Regions from separate parts of the Homo sapiens genome. Here region 2 is linked to region 1. A link is a contact called in ENCODE POLR2A ChIA-PET data. All regions are on one chromosome and are shown on one strand. Each heading gives the region's core, a stretch centred on a gene start or an enhancer-like site at or near the end of the contact. The rest is flanking DNA. Distances are from core to core; before and after follow the strand shown.

Region 1 (6,442 bases), core at 3,104-5,603:
GAAGCAGATCATATAGAGCCTGGTCAAGCCACAGCATTTGAGATGGGGAGCCACTGGAACAAAAATCTAACATGATCTAACTTTCATTTTATTTATTTATTTTTAAATTTATCTTATTTTTTAGACAGGGTCTTACCCTATTGCCCACACTGGAGTGAAGCAGGGGAATTGCTTGAAACCCGGAGGCAGAGGTTGCAGTGAGCTGAGATCACACCACTGCACTCCATCTGTAAAAATAAAGTAATTCTAGATAACGTGATGTCTTATCAGAAAATACTATAGCATGCTTTTTTTAAAGAACTTTTTTTTTCCTTTTGAGAAAGGGTCTTACTCTATCACCCAGGCTGGAGTACAGTGGCATGATCACAGCTCACAGCAGCCTTGACCTCTCAGGCTCAAGTGATAAATTATACAGCTAATTTTTGCACTTTTTGTAGAGTCGGGTTTCGCCATGTTGACCAGGCTGGTCTTGAACTCCTGGGCTCAAGCAATCCTCCTGCCTGAAGTTCTGACTGCTGAGATTACAGGCATGAGCCCCCACACCTACCCTAAAGGACATTTTAAAATCATAACTAGAATATCATTATTTTAAACCTAACTAGAATACCATTATAATATCTAATAAATAATTCCCTAAAATCATCCAATTTCCAGTCCATATCCACATATCCCCATTTATTGCTGGCTTGTTCAAACCAGCATCCAAACATTGCATTTGGCTGTTAGGCTTCAAATGTCTCTTTTACTCTAAAACAGTCCTAACAATTTTTTTTTTACATAATAGTATGAAGAGAGTAGGCCAGTTGTCCTGTCGAATATTAATTTGTATTTTTCATACTATGTGAGCCTGAATATCTTTTCCATGCACTTATTTATCAAATGCAAACTGTTTATTAATATCTTTCATCCACTTATCTATAGAGGTTTTGGTTTTAATTATGAAAATAAATTTGTTGGTTTCTTCCAGGCTTTTTTTGTTTTTGTTTTTCAGACAGAGTCTCGCTCTCGTCACCTAGGCTGGAGTGCAGTGGTGCGATCTTGGCTCACTGCAACCTCCGCCTCCCCAGTTCAAGCTTCTCCTGCCTCAGCCTCCTGAGTAGCTAGGATTACAGGCACCCACCACCATGCCCAGCTAATTTTGTGCTAGAGAGGGGGTTTCACCATGTTGGCCAGGCTGGTCTCGAACTCCTCACCTCAGGTGATCCGCCTGCCTTGGCCTCCCAAAGAGGTGGGATTACAGGCATGAGCCACCGCACCCAGCCGGTTTCTTCCAGTTATTGGTGACATGCTTCAGTACTATTTTAGTTACACTTGTTCTGTATTTGACTATAAAGAAGTTATATCTTCACAATATATTTTCAGTAATTCTCACTCTGACCACCATAATAACTAAAAAAGAAAAAGAATCAATAAAAACTTTAAAAATACATTTTTAAAAATGTGTGTGGGATGGTAACTACTGTCATGAAACAGAATACATTAGCCTAGTAGATAACAACATAATTTGGAGTCACCCAGATCTGGCCCTGCCTTTTAGGAACTGTATATTATGAGCTGAATTGTGTCACCTCAAAATGTATGTATTTGAAGAACTCTCATTATCTCAGAATCTGCCTGTATTTGGAGATAGGACATGTAAAGGGGTAATTAAGATAAAATAAGGTCATACGGGTTGGGAATAATCCAATATCACTGATGTCCTTATAAGAAAAGGAGATTAAGGGCCAGGCACCGTGGCTCACGCCTATAATCCCAGCATTTTGGGAGGCTGAGGCGGGTGGATCACTTGAGGTCAGGAGTTTGAGACCAGCCTGGCCAACATGGTGAAACCCTGTCTCTAATAAAAATACAAAAATTAGCCAGGTGTGGTAGCCCACGCCTATAGTCCCAGCTACTCAGGGGACTGAGGCAGGAGAATCGCTCAAGAACCTGGGAGGTGGAGGTTGCAGTGAGCCGAGATCTTGCCACTGCACTCCAGCCTGGGCAACAGAGCAAGACTCTGTCTCAAAAAATAAATAAATAAATAAAATAAAGGAGATTAGGACATAGATGCACAGAGAGGAAAGACAGCATCCATCTACAAGCCAAGGAGAGAGGGAGGCAGGCCTTAGAAGAAATCAGCCATGTCAAGACCTTTACCTTGGGCCTCTAGCCGCCAGAATTACGACAATGTATGTAGTTATAGCAGCCCTAGCAATACACTGTGTGATCTTGAATAAATTAAATTTTTCTAAAGCTCAGTTTCCTCAACTATAAATGGAGATAATAACATATGCCTCATGAGGTTGTTGTGAGAATTAAATAATGTATGTAAAGCTCATAGCATAGTAAGAACTAAATAAATTCTGGCTATTATTCTTATGAAGATTAAATGAGGTTATGCATGTAAAGCATTAGCTCAGCCTCTAGTACACAAGAAAGTTCTACTAAGTATTAGCTATTTTTAATAAATTTTCATTTCATAAAGGCTTATATTTTTCCTATCTCCAAAGTATTTCCTTTTAGACCTAGTCTAATTTATTTGTGTCATAATTAAGTCAGATGTAACAGGCTTTGTACCGCTGAAACAGGTTAAGCAATCCTATCCAACAACATTTATTGAGCACTTACATTTTGTTAGATTTATTTCCAACTACTTGATATGCTTTGGTGTTATTGTAAATGCTACCTTATCCAAAAATTTTATTTATAGTTGTTTGAAGCTCTTTTATAAGCATGGAATTTATTTTCACACGCTATTTTCTATCAGTCTTGCTAGGCTTTGTATTAAGGTAAAATTTTTATCCTGTAGTTTCTTCTAGCTTTTAAAATATTCATAATCAAATTACATGCAAATAATGAGATTTTGGGTTTTTTCTTTCTAAACTTTACATCTTTTGATGAACAAAAATTAAAATGTATCAATTTTTTTTTCTTTGTTTTTTTCAGACGGAGTCTCACTCTGTCACCCAGGCTGGAGTTCAGTGGCGGGATCTCGGCTCACTGCAACCTCCGCCTCCCGGGTTCAAGCGACTCTCGTGCCTCAGCCTCCCAAGTAGCTGGGATTACAGGCGCCCGCGACCACGCCTGGCTAATTTTTCACTTTTTTTTTTTTTTTTTTTGTAATAGAGACGAGGTTTCGCTATTTTGCTCAGGTTGCTCTATAACAGATACTATGCTATCCTAACAATATGTTTCTAAATGATATTAGTGCCAAAACCAGGATTACCCAGTGATTTTGTTAATACAGGCTTATTGAATCGGAGGGTCTGGGGTGGGGAATTTGCTTAAGTATGCAGTCCCCATACTCGGTGATTCTCATGAAGCCAAACATTTGGGCGCCCCTCACCTGATGTCACCAAGAACCAGAAGACCAATTAGAATTTTCGTGGGCTTCCTGCCCCATGGTTCCCTCTGTTCCCAAAGGGTTTCTGCAGTTTCACGGAGCTTTTCACATTCCACTCGGTTTTTTTTTTTTTGAGACTCGCTCTGTCGCCCAGGCTGGAATGCAGTGGCGCGATCTCGGCTCACTGCAAGCTCCGCCTCCCGGGTTCACGCCATTCTGCTTCAGCCTCCCAAGTAGCTGGGATTATAGGCGCCCGCCACCACGCCCGGCTAATGGCTAATTTTTTGTATTTTTTTTTTTTAGTAGAGATGGGGGGGGGTTTCACCGTGTTAGCCTGGATGGTCTCGACCTCCTGACCTTGTGATCCGCCCGCCTCGGCCTCCCAAAGTGCTGGGATTATAGGCGTGAACCACCGCGCCCGGCCCGGTTTCGTTTTGTTTTTTTTTTTTTTTTTTTTTTCCAAAAATGGGCGGAGGAGAGTAGTCTGAATTGGGTTATGAGGTCCCCTGCGGGGTACCTCACCTCAGCCATTGAACTCACTTCGCTGGCCGTGAGTCTGTTCCAAGCTCCGGCAAAGGAGGCATCCGCCGGGCCCCTCCCCGAAGGGCGGGGTCCACGGCATCTCCTGCCCAGTCTGACCTCGCGCGGAGCCCCGTTCTCTGGGAACTCACCTCCCCGAAGCTCAGGGAGAGCCCTGTTAGGGCCGCCTCTGGCCCTAGTCTCAGACCTTCCCAAGGGACATGGGAGTGGAGTGACAGGACGCACTCAGCTCGTGGCCCCACTGATGAGCTTCCCTCCGCCCTATGGGAAAAAGTGGTCTCATACAGAACTTATAAGATTCCCAAATCCAAAGACATTTCACGTTTATGGTGATTTCCCAGAACACATAGCGACATGCAAATATTGCAGGGCGCCACTCCCCTGTCCCTCACAGCCATCTTCCTGCCAGGGCGCACGCGCGCTGGGTGTTCCCGCCTAGTGACACTGGGCCCGCGATTCCTTGGAGCGGGTTGATGACGTCAGCGTTCGAATTCCATGGCGGCGCGGCGGCGACGGAGCACCGGCGGCGGCAGGGCGAGAGGTTCGGAGCTCAATATCGCGGGACGGCATGCGGGGGGCGGGCAGTCAGAAAGGAACGATGCCACCTACTGTGACCCCCTTCCCCTTCCAGCTCCCTATAACCTGCACTTGGCTACCAAACCAGTTGGGGTGCTAAATTTTGTAAATTTCGGTTTTCAGAGCTTTGGGGATTACATAATTGTGCATAAAGCCTTGCGGAGCTGTAACAACTAATGTGCCAGTACTGTTGTTAATACCTAATGTCATCCAATTTACAAAAAGTAATTGTAAGGCACACCATTATTTTATACACAACAAAGGATAAGCACTGAAAATGGTGAACTGTGATTCACTGCTTATGTCATCCATTGTAAGATGCATCCCAGTTCCAGAGAGTAAAATGCGAGTCTTAGACCTATTGAGATACGGTATTATGTGTATAATGTTCTTAAATGCATAGGTGCACCCTATAAATTAGGTTCTATTGTACTTCTCTAGAAGTACAGTATTGTACAATATTCTAATATTGGAGTAAGTGAAGTAGGAAGAGATCAAATACTTCTCCAAGTTTCCACAGAGAAAAGCAGCAGAGCTAGGCTCTAAATTAGGCACAGACCCTTGAGCACTTAACTAACCTTTATCCCATACGGCCTCATGTATGAGGTGGGTATTTGGGGGACATTGGGACACAAGTAAAACAGATAAGCAGGCCTCAATCTATGAGCTTACAAGACTCCTGGGACTCCCTTTTATTTTGTTTTATTTCATTTGGCTAGAATAGCAATTTAGGAAGAATTACACAGACTGTTACACAAAAGTAGTGTGGGACAGTTGTTATTGCCTCTGTAAACTTAGAAAATTATCTTAAACCGGCGGGGTGAGGTGGCTCACGCCTGTAATCCCTTGGGAGGCCGAGGAGGGCAGATCACTTGAGGTCACGAGTTCGAGACCAGCCTGGCCAACATGGTGAAACCCTGTCTCTACTAAAAATACAAAAATTAACTGGGCATGGTGGTGCACGCCTGTAATCCCAGCTACTCAGGAGGCTGAGGCACGAGAATCACTTGAACCCAGGAGGCGGAGGTTGCAGTGAGCCAAGATCGCACCACTGCAGTCCAGCCTGGGCGAGAGAGTGAGACTCCACCTCAAAACAAAAAAAGAGAGAAAATTATCTTAAACCATTTCTTTAAAAGATTTTTTTCAATCTTTAAAATCTACACGTATTCGGGTGTGTACTCATTCTTTGCTAATTTCCAAATTCTGTAGCATTAAATGAAAGCAAAAGAGTTAATAATGGCAACACGGCTCCAGAAGACTCTTCCCCTGCCAAGAAAACTCGTAGATGCCAGAGACAGGAGTCGAAAAAGATGCCTGTGGCTGGAGGAAAAGCTAATAAGGACAGGACAGAAGACAAGCAAGATGGTATGCCAGGAAGGTCATGGGCCAGCAAAAGGGTCTCTGGTAGGAGTGGATCTGGGGATGATATCTTGTTATTTCAACTCCTATTTCGTCCTTCTTTCAGGGAATAATTAATTTCTCTATCCTTTGGGCATACCACAGCACTAATCTACTGCCTTGAATCTTCATTTTCATGTATTTGAGATGGATTGGGGTCTAAGGAAAGACCAGGATTGGTTGGGCGGGCAAAGTTAATCCTGACAAGTTTCTGTTTTACCACAACAGCTGTTTTTGATTCCCATAAAGTAGTACCTATCTGTCTTTCCTCAGAATCTGTGAAGGCCTTGCTGTTAAAGGGCAAAGCTCCTGTGGACCCAGAGTGTACAGCCAAGGTGGGGAAGGTAAGAGACTCTGGAACCGATCTTCAGTCCATGGATATCTCAGAGAGCATCCTTTGTTATAAGGACTCCTGTCTGGGATGCTGTTAGTACTCATTTTAGGAATCCTCTCCAAAATATGATGAGTGAGTAGTTTTCTCTAATGGCAAGAGATAGGAGTGGTAGGGCTTGGGGTTAATAATCAGGGTGTTTTTTAACATGGTGTGTTAGACCATTCTTGCATTGCTGTAAAGAAATACCTGAGACTAGGTATTTTATAAGA
Region 2 (6,086 bases), core at 3,584-6,083, about 11 Mb after region 1:
GCACCTGTTGTCCCAGCTACTCGGGAGGCTGAAGCAGGAGAATCACTTGAACCTGGGAGGCGGAGGTTGCAGTGAACCAAGATCGCACCACTGCACTCCAGCCTGGGCAACAGAGCAAGACTTCATATGAAAAAACAGAAAAGAAAAAAAGACTACTGCCATTTTACAGGGGAAGAAAGTAAGGCTCTCAGAGGCTAATGAACACAACAGACCAAGAATCTGAACCCAAGTCTCTGATGCCACAGCCCATTCTTTCCATCTCACTATGCCTCCCTCACTAGTTTCAAGAAGGAACCAGGACAATTTTCCCTTGTAACAACAAGAAAATCTGGCTATAGAATGAAAAGCAAACTAATGTTTAAAAACAAAACAGTCACAAAATTAAACCAAATGTCTAGTTTTTGGAGGTTACTGGTACACTACCCCAAACACGGCTAACCCCTTCAACTTGAAATACTCTTGTATCTTCATATAGTAAATCATATCTGACTTAACTTTAGGTTCATTTCCTTAAAATTACATTATAAAGCCAGGTGTGGTGGCACAGCCTATAGTCCCAGCTACTGAAGAGGCCGAGGCAGGAGAATCGCTTGAACCCAGGAGCTCGAGGCCAGACTGGGCAACATAGTGAGGCCCCAGTCTCTTAAAAATTACATCATACTATATATGAATAAAGCCTAGAAAGGAAAATGGAAAAAATAACAGCTGTTATGTTAGGATGGAAGGATTTTACATAGAGATAAATTTTATGTTTTAAAAATTTCATTTAAATTGTTTTAACATGGCAACACTTTTTTTTTTTATTATACTTTAAGTTTTAGGGTACATGTGCTCAACGTGCAGGTTTGTTACATATGTATACATGTGCCATATTGGTGTGCTGCACCCATTAACTTGTCATTTACATTAGGTATATCTCCTAATGCTATCCCTCCCCCCTCCCCCTACCCCACAACAGCCCCCGGTGTGTGATGTTCCCCTTCCTGTGTCCAAGTGTTCTCATTGTTCAATTCCCACCTATGAGTGAGAACATGCATTTGGTGTTTTGTCCTTGCGATAGCTTGCTGAGAATGATGGTTTCCAGCTCCATCCATGTCCCTACAAAGGACATGAACTCATCATTTTTTATGGCTGCATAGTATTCCATGGTGTATATGTGCCACGTTTGCTTAATCCAGTCTATCATCGATCGACATTTGGGTTGGTTCCAAGTCTTTGCTATTGTGAATAGTGACACAATAAACATACGTGTGCATGTGTCTTTATAGCAGCATGATTATTATAATCCTTTGGGTATATACCCAGTAATGGGATTGCTGGGTCAAACGGTATTTCTAGTTCTAGATCCTTGAGGAATCGCCACACTGTTTTCCACAATGGTTGAACTAGTTTACAGTCAGTCCCACCAACAGTGTAAAAGTGTTCCTATTTCTCCACATCCTCTCCAGCACCTGTTGTTTCCTGACTTTTTAATGATCGGGCAACACTTTTTTAAATGTCATAACAAATACTTCTACTACATATTAGTACTAAACAGAAGCTACGAAATGACAATTGACTTGACTGACAAGTATGATTTTTAAAATACCAAAAGTAACTTTCAGGTTACCTCTAATGAAATCTATGAACGCAATTTTTAACTTGAGAGTCAGGATGAGGAAAAAAATAAAAAATAAAAATAAATTTTAAAAAATCTACTTTACTATAAATCCTGCTAAAACAAGTGTCAACTAAGGGCTAAGTTATTCTTACATACTCAAAATTCTGCCAATGACAAAAACTAATGGAAATAAATGGACCACTAACTAATTGTAATTTGGAAATTTTATTAGTAAGGATTTTTATCTTAGTACTGTTTTAACAAGAGTTACAACTGAAAGTTATTCAATAATCAAAAATGAAGGTACTTTAAAAATTTTGCCAACTGAGTAATATAAACTTTATTCCCACCTAAAACACATTAGGATAATTATACCAAATTTTTTAGGTCAACATCTCAAACATTTTCTACTAATTACCTTAAAATAGCATTAAAATGAATAAAGAAACATCAGAGTTTTCAATTACTTATTACTGGAGTTCAAAACTGTAAATACAAATGTAAAATAAACAGTAAAAACGAAACACATGTTCAACACTCAGAAGAATGGTTATTCTGACTGGACAAGTTATGACTTATATAAGAGGGAAAAAAATGGCTGTAAGGTCTATCTAGTAAGAATTCTCTTTTATATTTTTGCATATATACTAAGTTATAACCTCCCAATAAAACTGTTTAAACTCCCCAAACTTCAAAATGTTTCTACTACTCCAAATTTTCTACTCTTCTGCTACACGGTTAAGATCCAATTTATACCTTCCCAAACTGAAATTTACAAACCAATAATCGGCTTTAACAAAAGTACTGTCATATGACAACATCAATGAAGAAATGGGCAGTTCAAAACATATGTTTATTATCATCTCTTATTCCATAAATCAATTTCATGGTACAGAAATAGATACCTTTAAGAAAATAAATATTTGTATTTTCCCCAGTTCATGACATATTTTGAAAATGAACCAACCAAGCTATGGGTTAAAATTAATATTCCTACTAATTCCCATTCATTCAACAAATATGTATTTGTGTCATCGTAATCATCAGTCCTAGAGTTTCTTCACCTACCAATTTTTATTTCTTGGAAAAGTGTAAACACAAAACTCTTCAGGAATATTTTTAAAGATACGTGTTAAAATTCACTAGAGAAATTTCTACACAAACTGAAGTCAGCAAATGGTTGAAAACAGATGTCACTACAGTAACCCAAAGGAACATGATGAAGGAATGTACTTACGTTTCAAAACAACGATCCACGTTGTCAGACATCAAAAGCAGCATGCATAGCTGTTCAAGGGCTATTAGTTGCATGTCCCTTTCATCTCCCTGTCCCATCTGTAGCCATTCCAGCAATGTATCTGGGTCCACATCTGCCATGGTTTTTTAAAAGTCTCTTTGCTTAAATTTGAAAAGTAAAGGGAGAAAAGTCCTTTAAATTCCGGGACTGAACAGCTTGGGCTTAAATTTTTCTTCCTTTACATCTGCTAGAACCAAATTTTCATAGTGTCCTCCTAGCAATTAAAAAAGACTCCTAAGTACGTTTGGACGTAAGAGTGCTTAATGCAGTTTTTCAACTTTCCTTATCCGCCAGGTTTAACGTACAGATATCATACCAAATGAAAACCAGTTTTGCACAAGAGTATATAAGCTGATTAGGTTGCTGCTTAACTAGAAACCAGAGCTGTCTGTGTCAAAGACAGTCAGTCAAGCTTCAGGTCCCACTACTGCTATCACTAAAGTCTATGCCAAAAGGCAAAGAACACCTAACTAAAGGTTCTGTTTTTTCCAGCAAACTTCATCCCCCTCCTTCTCTACCCAAAACTGATCTTCAGATAAGGGTTAGATTCAGTATTTTGAGGAAACTCTAAACACCTTGATCCAATCCCCCTCCAAATTGTTTCTCCTTCAAAATTACCTCCAATTTCACATATTCTGCTGACTTCTCAATTTACTTCTATTTTAAAGATATCCAAATACAAACGACAATTATATACAAGATTTATCTATGAATAAAGAGTTGGTTAGGAATTTTGGCAGTCTTGGCAACTATTCTTAAAAGTTAAAAAAATAAAAAAATTAAAAAAGGAAAGGCTAAAAGTAAATGCAATGGACCAGCAGGTTACGGATCCGAACGAATGTAGGCCAACCTAGGGCCCTCTTTCCCCAGCTTCACAAGATAGGGCAGTTGGTTAAAAAAACAAAAACAAAACCGAGAAGCAACCCCAACAGGTAAGTCATTACAAAAGCGCCCCGTAAGCGCCCTGACTGGAGGACAGCTTTGGGTCCCACGTAACGCAGCCGCAAGTGTGGGAAGCCGGCGGCGGGGCGCGGTGGGCACCCAACGGCGGCGACCAGCGGGGTTGACCCCACACCCGGGGCCCGGCCGAGCCGGGCGCTGAGAGGCGCTGGCCCCCGCGCTGTGGTTCCCCAGCACCAAACCCCGCTAAGTTAACTACCTGTGTCTACGAGGAAGGGAAGTTCTGGAGAAGCAGCAGCAAGCCTTCGTGCCCGAGAGGAGGCCGCCGGGCCAGGCAGGGCGCCGGCTCTCCCGGGAGCTGCGCCCGGAACTCGAAGGCCTGGCAGCGAACCCTTCTCAAGGGCAAAAGGAGCCGGCCTGAGGCTCTGGCGCGGGCAACCGGGCCCCGCCGCCGGCAGGGCCCCGGGAGGGGAACAAAGGGGCCAGCGGGGAAGTCGGCAGCAGCCTGGCCGACCTCACTCGGCGCCGGGGTCTCGCTTTCCGCCACTCGCCGGGCGTCCGGGATCCGCGCCCCCACGCAGGGCCCTTCCGACGGTCCGAGGCGCTCCCGCCTCCCCTTCCCGCAGGCTCTTACTCGGGCTTGTCGTTCCAAACCGCTCCGATCCAGCTCCCAACAGGCCGCCGGCAGAGCCAGGCCCGGCCGCGGCCCTAGAGTTCCCAAGAAGCCGCAGGCCGCGCAGGTCGAACCGGGCAGGCGGCACAGGAAAAGCCGCGCCTCGTCCCTCCCCTTCCTCCGCGAGGACCTGGTGACAGGGAAGCGAGAGGTTCTCGCGTGCGGCAGCAGCCAGCGGACGTCCAGTCCCCAGCACGCGGCTCCTCAGGCCCTGCAACTCAGAGGCCCGCGCGGTGCTGCGGGCGACGGCGGCGGCGGCGCGGCGGGGAGGCCCAGTCCATCGCGAACCGGGAGGGGGAGGGGAGGAGGGTCGAGGGAGAGCCAGGCGGGGAAGCTGCCGAGGGCAGCCGAGCCCGGCGGAGGCGGAGCAAATCCACTCCCCCGGCGGCGACCCCGCCGGCGGCCACCTGGGGCGCTGCGGGACGGCCGACCGCCGCGCAGGGGCGCCAAACCGGGTACGCCGCGTCGCCGTCCCTGCCCCGGAGCTCTCGCCCCCGCCGCCTCGGGCTGTGTCGTACGTTTCTGCCGCGGCTTTTCTATGGTGCGCCCTGGCCCCCTTTTCGCTTCCCTGTCAGTCCGAGCGCGCTCATGCACGCACGTCCAGCTTGCTTGGCGCCGTGGCTAACACTTTGCGCGCTCCTGCGGAGGGCGTCGCACGGCACAGCACAGCAAAGCTGCGGCCCAACCTGTCCCCGCTGAGCCTTCCGCCCAGGCCACCCGCACTCAGCCACGATCTTCCCTCCTCGCGCACGGAAGTGCGTCGCGTAAGGAAGGCGTCTCCCCCCGCTCCTGGGAGGCCGACCGCCTGGCGGTTCACCCCAAAGAAAACCCTTCAGAGCAACCCTGGGAAAGAGGTGCTGCCGACGATTATCAACGTTGTACAGATGAGACACTGAGGCTCCAGGAAAGCGCAAATGCAGGCCCAGCGCCGTGCCCGGTCGGCAGCAGCACTGAGAGTGCACTTTTGACTACGTTTCTTGTGGCTTGTGGTCACAAGTATGTCTGTGGTTATTCTTTTCAAACTTTATTTCACACGCATTCAGAATAAAGGATGCATGCTTATAGGACGTAGTTGGAGCCCGGAGACGTCCTACTGTACTCTCACTTTCAGCTTTTAAACAAAAAGAAAAATTAATACGACATGATAGTGTTTGAGACATGGTCCCTCAGGCAACCAGAGGAGCTGCTAGGTATGAGTAAAGAACAGAATTTGGGTCCGCTGCGTTTCCTGTAATCCCAGCACTTTATGATTTTACTCTCTTGAGGCCCGGAGTTCGAGACCAGCCTGAGCAACATAGACCTGGTCTCTGCAAAAAAATTAAAATTTAAAAAATAATTACCCAGATGCGGTGACGCACACCTATGGTCCCAGCTACTGGAGCGGTTGAGATGGGATGATCCCTCGAGCCCAAGAAATTGAGGCTGCAGTGAGCTTTGATAATGCCACCTCACTCCAGCCTGGGCGACTAAGCAAATTTGTCATTTCCAAAATACTGGTTCTTTTTTTTCTTTCTTTTTTACTACTTCTTTAGAAAAAGAACCAGTATTTTGGAAATGACAAATTTGTACTTCAGATAGCTATCCGCGCATGTCCCGTTGTCGCAGGTAATGGTCCG

The links. ChIA-PET counts read pairs that join two places held with the same protein, here RNA polymerase II (POLR2A).
Region 2: POLR2A ChIA-PET joins it to region 1 with 11 read pairs in activated B cell. The contact joins the promoter of HECTD1 here to the promoter of PARP2 in region 1. POLR2A ChIA-PET finds 5 or more read pairs at or near these places in 2 of 52 experiments (GM10248 and activated B cell).

The regions. Positions count from the first base shown.
Region 1 is chr14:20,339,282-20,345,723 of GRCh38, forward strand. It overlaps PARP2 (poly(ADP-ribose) polymerase 2), which reads left to right and starts at 4,354. Exons shown (of 16, transcript NM_001042618.2): 1 at 4,354-4,406; 2 at 5,651-5,806; 3 at 6,113-6,183. The coding sequence starts at 4,361. It also overlaps RPPH1. RefSeq lists enhancers at 3,237-3,336, 4,267-4,436.
Region 2 is chr14:31,202,960-31,209,045 of GRCh38, forward strand. It overlaps HECTD1 (HECT domain E3 ubiquitin protein ligase 1), which reads right to left and starts at 4,834. Exons shown (of 43, transcript NM_015382.4): 1 at 4,057-4,834; 2 at 2,838-2,998. The coding sequence starts at 2,977. RefSeq lists enhancers at 3,726-4,239, 4,752-5,263, 5,241-5,410, 5,264-5,775 and silencers at 3,881-4,090, 4,211-4,420, 4,721-5,060.